2 separate regions of the Homo sapiens genome follow, and region 1 is linked to region 2. Evidence: read pairs that join two places in POLR2A ChIA-PET (ENCODE). Cell type or tissue: OCI-LY7. All regions are shown on one strand. Links, peaks and the distances in the headings refer to the core of each region. The heading gives the core; the rest is flanking DNA. Region 1 has its middle 12 kb from the start of TMPRSS6. Region 2 has its middle 4.9 kb from the start of RAC2.

Region 1 (5,375 bases), core at 208-5,207, 130 kb after region 2:
TCAGGTGCCTGCATTTCCCAAGTAAATTATGGTGGAAACTGTAGGCCCAGGTCCAGGATGAAGCACCCACCACTGTCCTCCTCATTACTGACAGCTGAAAAAACAGACCAAGGAGGACAGTAAGAAGGGGCAAGAGAACCAATACTTCCACTCTACACATTGTGCCAGCATGGCCTGGGCGTCATCTCTCATCATCTGGAAACAACCTTGAGAAGCAGGTGCTTTATTCCCCATTTTGCTGATTAGGAAACAGGCCCAGGGAGGTGGAGCAACGCAGCTGATGGTTGGTAGCATCAGGATTCAAACTCAGGTACATCTGACTCCGGAGCTTTTGGCCCTTAGCATACAGAAGGCTACATAGGAGATAATTATACTAATGGGAAAATACCTGGTAAAATTTCATTCTAAGCTTCCTGGCAGTCAACTTCGGGGGGAAAATAAGATGCCATGATCCATTAGTGTGATTGTGGGAGAAAAAGCAAAGCCCTTTGATAGTTTGGCAGGTAGATGGGGCTGAACGGTGGCCAGGAGAGAAGGCTGAGGGCGATGCTGGTTGGTCAGGCCGAGGTGGTCTTACCTCCTCCTCCTCCGTAACTGCTGAGCCCCTCCTACTGCCTCCACCCTCCAAGCTGGTCCAGTGTCCCTCTGGGCCAGCATTTCACTGGCTTCTCCCACCCCCACCCTGGTGACCTCCGTGCCACAGACCTGACGCCATCACCTCTCACTCGTATGCCTGCTCAGCCTCCTCCTCGGTCTGCCTGTCCCCACAGCCGCCTGCCCCTCTGATCCTTCCACCTCTGAGCCCTGCCAGGCTGATCTGGCTAAAGGTCGTATCTGGCCACACCACATCCTTGCTAAACCTCCAGTGACCCACTGTCATTTTCAGGATAATGGCTGAGGTCCTTAATGTGATCGTCCATGGCTTGGGGGACTTTGGGGAGGTCCCATCTGCTCTTATGCCTCAGTTGCCCCATCTGTGAATTGGGCAGGCAGATTGGATGATTTCTAAGTGCTCTCCTAGCCCTGACATTCTGTGGTTCCAGGTGCCACATGGAATATGGCTTAAGGCCTGGGCTACATGTATTTTACATCAAGAGTTCACGCTGGGGTTGGGGGGTGGGGATGAGAGTAGGGATTGCAACTGACTCATTTGCTTGGCACCTGCTGATCCCTGGGTTTGAAGTAGCCCTGCCCTGCCACCCAAGCTATCTACCCTCAGGTTCCTATGCATCCCTCAGAACCCCACTCAAGCATCTCTGCTTCTGGCAGGCCCTCTGATTTGCCCCCAAGTAGAGTAGATTACTTCCTCCTACTGTCCCCCTCCTGAGCTACCTCTGTTATAACCAACTGTTGTGCCGTGGGTCAGAGCCTGGGCTAGATTCTGGGGATCTAAGGGTGATACTAATAGCTTTGGAAGAACATCAGGTAGAGCCCCGTTAGCTCAAGACTTTAGTCAGAAAAGCCAGGCACAAGAAGACTCTGAAAGGACCTTCTAATTGGGGAAGGAGGGTGGAATGTTGGGTGGAGCTTTAGCAAGGGGGCTCAACTGGAACTCAGCTAGTTTTGGTTATAGTTGATTGAGGATGGTGCTTGGAAGAGAGAGGAATTGTTCTTGCAGATTAGCAGCCACTATTTGACAATTTGGGCTTTATCAACAGGCAGTGGGGGAGGGACAGCTTTGGGGTCAAGGATCTGTGAGAGCCACTGTGGAATGTTCTCGGTCCTTCAAAGTCTTCGAGAACTGCATGTATTGAGCACTTAGATGCGTCAGACTCTGTTATAAGCACATTGATCCTTCCACTCTCTGGAAGCATCCTTAACTCACTGGATCCTTAAGCAAATGCCATGAGGGAGGTACTATTCTTAGCCCATTTTATAGCTGAGCCTATGGCTCAGAGTGGCCAAGTGACTTACCCATGATCACACAGCTAGAATGTAGTGGAGCAAGTTGAACCCAGGCAATATTTAGCACCCACATGGCACAGCTTCTTACAGCTTCTAAAGGGTGTGCACCCCTGGTATCCCACACAAACACACAGTGACCTACCAAGATAGGAATGACAGAGGTTCTAAGTCTTGTTCCTCAGTAGAGGCCCAGAGGCCCTGAGGGGATGGCGGTGCCGTGTCCCGGGCCACACAGTGCGTTTGGTAGTGGGGGAGGGAGTGTTGATTAAATTTGAGCTCACCACCAGCACCTGTGACAGGCCTGGGACATCCCCTAGGCTGACTTGCTTAGAGACATTTTCCACCACCAGGGCTATGACACACTCGAGGCTCCCATCACAGAGCCTGGCAGAAAGTGAGGCAGGAAGCGCTGAGTGGTGAGAGACGCAGGTCGGGTAGTGGAGGGGGGAGTGCCCAGTCTACGATTCCAGGAAGCCAGGATGCAGACGGAGGGAGGAGCAGAGCTGGCAGACAATGTCTCATCTCCCATTCCTCTATTTACCTGGCCTCATGCTGGGCACTGGCCACAGAGAGGAGGCCGGCTACTGCTCTGTCCACAAAGAGTCTCCAACCTTGTCTGGGAGGGAGTGACTCTGGAGGACACATACAAGTAGACCAGCTGATCACAGCCCTCCTTCGGTGTGGAAGAAAATCAACCCGGTCCTGTGAGCACAAGCCTTGATCAGGAAATGGTGCCAGTGAACACTCTGGTGGAGTCTTCTAACCTGGGGAGGAATTGTGGAATGCCGTGCGGGGCTTTAGCAAGAGAGGCTGAGCCAGAGTTCAGGTAGTTTTGGATAGCTGCTTGAGGATGGTTCTTAGAAGAGGAAGGAATTGTTCATTCATTCATTTATTCATTCAACAGACATTTAGGAGGGCCTAGTACCTGCAAGTCACGGTGTTGGGGATCCAGCAGCGAGCAAAGCCCCCTTCATTCTACACTTTCAGCCTTTGTGGACACCTTGGGGCAGTGTGGCATAGTGGTTATAGCCTTAACTCTGGAGCCCCGCAGCCGGGTTAAGTACTGGCCCCCTCACTCTGGAGCCCCGCAGCCGGGTTAAGTACTGGCCCCCTCACTCTGGAGCCCCGCAGCCTGGGTTAAGTACTGGCCCTGCTGCCTATCAGCTGTGACTTTGGACAAATACCTAAGCTTCTCCGTGCCTCAGTTTTCTCATCTGTAAAAGGGGACAATACCAGGACTGTTGTGAGGATGAAAGAAATAATTGAATGTGGCAGGGTGCTGTGGCTTGCACCTGTAATCCAGCACTTAGGGAGGTCCAGGTGGGAGGATCCCTTGAGCCCAGGAGTCCAAGACCAGCCTGGCTAACATGGTGAGACCCTGTGTCTACAAAAAATATATACAGAAAATTAGCCGGGCATGGTGGTACATACGTGTAGTCCTAGCTACTAGGGAGGCCGAGGTGGGAAGATCCCTTGAGCATAGGAGATTGAGGCTGCAGTGAGCATTGATCGTGCCACTGCACTCCAGCCTGGGCAACAGAGTGAGGCCCTGTTACAAAAAAAGAAGTAAGTTAATGTAAAGTACTTAGGAGAGAAGAGCTAGCCGTGGGAGAGACAGACAGAGACAGGGCTGTGACCAGGGCAGCCAGGGGCCAGAGATGTGGAAGCTGCTGACTTGCTGGCTGGCCTTTTGGATACTCTGTTGCTGTGTTGGTGATGGCTGTTTGGGGCAGGGGATGAGCTGGACACCTGCAGGCTTGGTGTCTCCTGCCACCTCCCTGCCCTTTCCAACCTCCTAATCCTGACAGCTCATCTCCCTCAAGCACCTGGGTAGGTCTTGGGGGATGATGGTTTGAGATAAGGCCCAAATCTATGATGACAAGATTCTAGGAGGTGTGACAAATGCTGAAGGAAACCTATGAGGTCTTCTTCCTACCTCTCAAATCCAGCCGTGCTGGCTGCCACCCGCCTAGCTCAGGGCCGAGGACATTTTGTCCCTCCCAATTCTGTACCACTTGGCCCCTTTGAGCCTCAGTCTCTTCATCTAAAATGGGGTGAAGAAGTGAAATTTCAAAGGCCGGGTGCGGTAGCTCACTCCTGTAATCCCAGCACTTTGGGAGGCCAAGGTGGGTGGATCACCTGAGGTCAGGAGTTTGAGACCGGCCTGACCAACATGGTGAAACCCCATCTCTACTAAAAATACAAAAAAATTAGCTGGGCATGGTGGCCTGCGCCTGTAGCCCCATCTACTCAGGAAGCTGAGACAGGAGAATCACTTGAACCCAGGAGGCGGAGGCTGCAGTGAGCTGAGATCGCGCCACTGCACTCCAGCCTGGACAACAGAGTGAGACTCTGTCTCAAAAAAAAAAAAAGAAAAAAAAAAAAGATAGCCCACCCTGTGCCCAGTAACTACTGCTCATTCATTCTAATCTATTTATTGAGCTTCTACTATGTGCACTGGACTGTTCAAATTGGACATTTCGGTTTGAGAGAGCTCGGGTTGCTTGGAACGGGCTTGATGGTGGGTGGCTGGCCGTCCCCGGCCAACGGTCCAGTGATTCTCGTAACAGTGGGTGTAGGAGAGCACCCGTTACACTGTCAGTCCGAGCAATCAGCCAGGAACGGTACATGTTGGCGAGAGAATTCTATTGCTTGTAATTTATGCAAATATGAAACTAACAATGAAACCTTTGCTGCTGGGATCCCAAACTCAGATGCTGACAGGGACTGGGGTTTGGGTAGATATTAGCTGCAGTGATGAAATGCTGATGGTGTACACCCAGTAGATGCGGGCCCCGTTCTAAGTTCCTCACACAGGTTCTGTCAATCTTCACAACACTTAGGCTTACTGTCTCATTTTCTATATGAGGAAATGAAGGCCCAGTAAAATCAAATACCTTGTAGCTCAAGGGCATGTGGCCAAATAAGTGGTGGAGCCAGGACTCAAACTCAGGCTCCTGACTCTAGTAACTCTTTTTAACCCATGCAGTGTGATACAATAGGGAGTGGTGAGGTCTGTGTCAAACCGAAATTGCTCCAGGGCAGCCATCGCTGATTGTTGCCATGTTGGGGATCAGCTAGGTCATCTACTTTTTTTTTTTTTTTTAAGACAGAGTTTCACTCTTGTTGCCTAGGCTGGAGTGCAATGGCGTGATCTCAGCTCACCGCAACCTCAGCCTCCCGGGTTCAAGCGATTCTCCTGCCTCAGCCTCCCGAGTAGCTGAAACTACAGGCACGCACCACCACGCCTGGCGAATTTTGTATTTTCAGTAGAGACGGGGTTTCTCCACGTTGGTCAGGCTGGTCTTGAATTCCCGACCTCAGGTGATCCGCCCGCCTCCACCTCCCAAAGTGCTGGGATTACAGGCCTGAGCCACTGCGCAGGCCTGATCTTCTACATTTTTAAGAGAAGCTGAAAATTCAGTTTTTCCTGCAAAGTGTCCTTATTTTTAAATATTGGCCACTCATCT
Region 2 (5,375 bases), core at 219-5,218:
ACTGCAGTAATTGAGGCAGTGTTTTACCGGCTTGAGGGTGGACCAAGAGTCCAATAGATGGAGAGGCTAGGAAAAGACTCATGCACTTATAGACTCTTGACATGTGATATGATTTGGATCTGTGTCCCCATCTAAATCTCATGTCAAATTGTAATCCCCAACAGTGGAAGTAGGGCCTGGTGGGAGGTGATTGGATCATGGGGGCGGAGTTTGCATGAATGGTTTAGCACCATCCTTCTTGGGTACTGTATAGTGAGTGAGTTTTTGTGAGATCTGGTTGTTTGAAAGTGTGTGGCACCTCTCACCCCCTTGGTCCTGTTCTTGCCATGGAAGATGTCTGTTTCCACTTTGCCTTCCACCACGAGGCCCCCCCAGAAGCAGATGCCACCATGCTTCCTGTGCGGCCTGTGATACTGTGAGCCAGTTCAACCTCTTTTTCTTAGTAAATTACCCATTCCCAGATATTTCTTTATAGCAGTGGAACTGTGAGATGCGAGATGGCTTGACCACAGCTTACTGGGCAAAAAGCAGGCAGAGCTACTCAATAAATGGTTCTGGAACAATCAGTCATGGAGATAATGATGTTAAATACATATCACACAGGCCAGGTGCGGTGGCTCACGCCTGTAATCCCAGCACTCTGGGAGGCCGAGGCGGGCAGATCACCAGAGGTTGGGAGTTCGAGATCAGCCTGGCTAACATGGTGAAGCCCCATCTCTACTAAATATACAAAATTAGCTGGGTGTGGTGGTGCGTGCCTGTAATCCCAGCTACTTGGGAGGCTGAGGCAGGAGAACCGCTTGAGCCCCGTAGGCAGAGGTTGCAGTGAGCTGGGATCATGCCACTGCACTCCAGCCTGGGTGACAGAGTGAGACTCAGTCTCCAAAAATAAAATAAAATACAATAATAAAAAAATACATATCACACAAAAACTAAAAACAGTCAATAATCTCACCACACCCTAAATTCCGTCTGAAGTGTGTAAAGACCTACTCATATTTATTTTCTTTTTTCTTTCTTGAGACAGGGTCTCACTCTGTTGCCCAGGCTGGAGTACAGTGGTATGATCATGGCTCACTGCAGCCTCGACCTCCCAGGCTCAAGCGACCTGCCCACCTTAGCCTCCTGAGTAGCTAGGACTACAGGCATGCACCAACACATCTGGCTAATTTTTGTATTTTTTGTAGAGATGGGGTTTCACCATATTACCCAAGATGGTTTCAAACTCCTGGGCTCAAGTGATCTATGTGCCTTCATCTCCCAAAGTGCTGGGATTGCAGGCATGAGCCACTGCACCTGACAAGACCTGTTTATGAAAAGCAAAACTTTAAAAGAAAATGAGGATATTCGTCTTCATGAAATTGGGGGAAGGAAAGGAATTTTTAAGTAAGATTCACTCCAAAAAACACAAGTCATTATGATGCAGGGCAGGTGAGCCTCCAAATTGGGGCTTAGCTTTGGAAGGTTCTTGGGTTCTCTCAGGAAGGAATTCCGTGCTGAGCTGACGGTGGAAGAAAACAGCTTTATGGAGGTGGCAGTGTTACAGCTGCGCGAGTGCCCCTGCAGAGTAGGGCTACCTGACGGGCAGTGTACTGAGAGCAGCAGCTCAGGGGCAGTTCCACCGTCATATTTATACCCACTTTTAGTCACATGCAAATTAAGGGGTGGGGTATTTAGAACTTTCTAGAAAAAGGGTGGTAGTTTCCGGGCTGTTGCTATGGAAAGGGGTGGTAACGTCCGGGTGTTGCCATGGCAATGGTAAACTGACATGGCGCTGCTGGGCATGTCTCATGAAGAGGTGCTTTCGCCTCGTCCCCATTTCTGCTAGTCCTCAGTCTGGTCTTGAGTCAAACCCTGCCTCCTACCTCAATTAGGAGAGAAAGTGGAAATTTGACTACATGCAGATAAAAATTGTGTCTATTAAATGTCACAACATATTAAAAGACATCCCACGGACTGGAAGAAAGTATGAAATGCCTCTAGCAATTCAAATGAAAATCAGAATATGCAAAGAGCTTCTCCAAATAAATGTAAGAGAAGGATAAATACTGGGCCTGGCACAGTGGCTCACGCCTGTAATCCCAGCACTACCTGGGAGGCAGAAGTGGGTGGATCACCTGAGGTCAGGAGTTTGAGACCAGCCTGGCCAACATGGTGAAACCCCATCTCTACTAAAAATACAAAAATTAGCCGGGCATGGTGGCGTGTATCTTTAATCATCGCTACTCAAGAGGCTGAGGCAGAAGAATCGCTTGAACCTGGGAGGCGGAGGTTGCAGTGAGCCGAGATCACGACATTGCACTCCAGCCTGGGCAACAAGAGTGAAACTCCATCTCAAAAAATAAAATAATAAAATAAAATAAATAAAATAAAATAGATAAATGCTCCAATAGAGAAATGGAGAAAAGTGAAGAAAAAGCAATTTATGGAACAGGAAACACAAGGTCCAGTAATCACTTACAATGATGCTTAATACCACTGGGAATCAGTTAATATAAATTAAAACCTCAGTGAGATGCCAATTCACACCCATCTAGCTGGCAAAAGTATGAAGTCTTACAGGCCAAGCATGGGCTGGGAGTAGACGAGGAGGCCCCTGGAGATGGGCGTAGCACTGTCCGTTGAAGTGCAAGATATGTGTGTGTATGCTAAACCTCACACACCAGCCCAGGAGCACATGGATGTTCACAGCAGAATCGTTTGTAGTGCAAACATTGCAAGCCACTTACAAATCCTGGCCCGGGAGATGTAGGCTGCAGTGAGCCATGATTGCACTCCAGCCTGGGCAACAGAGTGAGACCCTGTCTCAAAAAAGGAAAAACGAAATAAATATGAGTAGGTCTTTACACACTTTGGACAGAATTTAGGGTGTGGCGATATATTGACTGTTTTTAGTTTTTGTGTGATATGTATTTAATGTCATTATCTGCATGAATTGGATAAATAACATTTCAATACATTCATATACTGGAATATTTACCAGAAAAATAACTAAACTGGAACTCTAAGTTGAACATTTCCCAGCACACTGCTGGGTGGGACTGTGCCTCCCAAATTCGAAGGCCTGTGGTGAGGAGGAGGGAGCTGACTGACCCTGAGTGGCCCCAGAACAAGAGGTAGCACCTCTATGAGGACAATCCAAGGGAAGGATTTGGGCTGAAAATGAGGAAGGGTTTTCTAACAGGCCAGGCTAGCCAGGAGTGAAAGAGACTGCCCCTTAAGGGAATGAGCTCCCTGTCATTGAAGGTATGTAAGCAGGGACTGGGCAGCTGCATCATGGGCAGTGAGCCAAGCATTGTCTATCAATGGCACAAGGGTGGGTTGAATACAGATGGCCTTAGGCCCCTTCTAAGCATGCCCAGAGGCCTCGTGGTTCTGTGATTCAGTGAGTTTGCAAAGTGTAGTCAAAAGAGGATGGGACTAAATGAATAACCAAATGTGACACATCCCTGCGGTGGGACACTACTCACTAATAAAAGGGACAGACACACCATGACACATGTAACAACAAGATGAATCTCGAAAATATGCTGTGTGAAAGGGCCTTGGATGAGATGCCACACCGTGTGATGCCGTTTATGTGAAATCCTAGAAAACGCAAAGTAATCTACAGAGGCAAAAAGCAGATCGGAGCTTGTGTGTGTGAGCTGGGCGGTGGCTGGGGGCGTGGGGAGGGAGAAACAGGGAGAGGTGGGCTGCAGGGGGGTGCAAGGAAGCTTTTCAAAGTGATGGAAGTGTTCTGTGATGTTCTGTATCTTGGGAGGTTCCATGGGTGCATATATCTGTCAAAATGAATGGAATTATATGCTTTAAATGGATCACTTATTGTATTCAAATTATACTTCCACATAGATACTTTTTTTTTTTTGAGACGGAGTCTCGCTCGGTCGCCAGGCTGGAGTGCAGTGGTGCGATCTCAGCTCACTGCAACCTCTGCCTCCCGGGTTCAAGCCATTCTCCTGCCTCAGCCTCCTGAGTAGCTGGGACTATAGGTGTACGCCACCATGCCCAGCTAATTTTTGTATTTTTAGTAGAGACAGGGTTTCACCACGTTGACCAGAACGGTCTCCATCTCTTGACCGCGTGATCTGCCCGCCTCGGCTCCGAAAGTGCATATGGATACTTTTAAAAAAAGAACTAAAAGGCGAGGAGGGCTGGAGCAGAGGTCAGTGCCGCTGCATCATGGACTTGGTCACGTAGACTTGGGCCTGACTGCTGTCGTCCAAGTGGCTTCACTCCTCCATCTGGCCATCCTGCCAACCCTGGCCTGTCCACACAATCCCAGGACCACCTGCAGATGGGGGACATTCCCAGAGAGTGGTTCCAGGGCTCCTGTGTCATTCTCGGTGTGGGTTAGAGTGCTTCAGGGATAGCTTTCTGTTCTTCCATGTTTTGTATTCACTACAGTACCAAGCCCAGAGCTGGGTATTCAGGTGGTGTATCATTGATGCATGCAGAATGAAGGAGAGAATCAATGGCTTAAGCTAAGGAGAATTTTTGCTTGGGCTGCCCTGGAGAAGTGGCTTTCTTGGGAGGGAGGGCAGTTGCAATTTTAGGACCGTCATGGCCATGTACAGTTGAGTGGGTTGTGTACTGCAAAAAAAAAAAAAAAAAAAAAAAAAAGGCCGGGCGCGGTGGCTCATGCCTGTAATCCCAGCACTTTGGGAGGCCAAGGCGGGTGGATCACGAGGTCAGGAGATCAAGACCATTCTGGCCAACATGGTGAAACTCTGTCTCTACTAAAAATACAAAAAAATTAGCTGGGTGCGGTGGCACGCGCCTGTAGTCCCAGCTACTCGGGAGGTTGAGGCAGGAGAATTGCTTGAACTCGGGAGGCGGAGGTTGCAGTGAGCCGAGATCACGCCACTGCACTCCAGACCGGCGACAGAGCGAGACTCTGTCTCAAAACAAACAAACAAACAAACAAACAAAACAAAACAAAAAACAACAATCTCTGCTCTAGTAGGTGAACGAAGGATAAAACTCAGTATCTACACTGCTTTCCAAGTCAGGTGGCTGCACCCATTGGCTGTGCATTCCTAAAGAAGCGCATTATTCTTTTCTCTTCCCTTTTTTAAACAAAAAAATGTTTTATTCTGGAAGAATTTTAGATGTACAGGAAAGGTGCAAAGATAGCAGGAGTGTTCACATACATTTTCACCCAGTTTCTCTCTATGCTAACATCATTTGTGTAACCACGGTATATTTGTCAAAACTAAGAAATTACTATTCTTAACAATACTATCAAAAATTTCAGACTTGATTTGGATTTTACTACTTTTTCCACTGATGTTCTTATTTTTATTTTATTTTATTTTATTTTATTTTTTTGAGACGGAGTTTCACTCTTGTTGCCCAGGCTGGAGTGCAATGGT

What was found. ChIA-PET counts read pairs that join two places held together with the same protein. Peaks named below come from ENCODE experiments on the same cell type or tissue, not always from the same donor. Only the 100,000 strongest peaks of a DNase experiment are listed, where the experiment ranks them.
Region 1: POLR2A ChIA-PET joins it to region 2 with 6 read pairs; 8 of 35 experiments call an interaction of 5 or more read pairs at or near these places.

What each region holds. Positions count from the first base shown.
Region 1 is chr22:37,119,275-37,124,649 of GRCh38, reverse strand. No RefSeq gene overlaps it. Among named protein-coding and RNA genes, the nearest start is that of TMPRSS6, 12 kb to the right of the region's middle. In OCI-LY7, for the core only: no CTCF peak of the experiment used is centred there; a DNase peak (open chromatin) is centred at 2,269.
Region 2 is chr22:37,246,494-37,251,868 of GRCh38, reverse strand. No RefSeq gene overlaps it. Among named protein-coding and RNA genes, the nearest start is that of RAC2, 4.9 kb to the right of the region's middle. In OCI-LY7, for the core only: no CTCF peak of the experiment used is centred there; no DNase peak of the experiment used is centred there.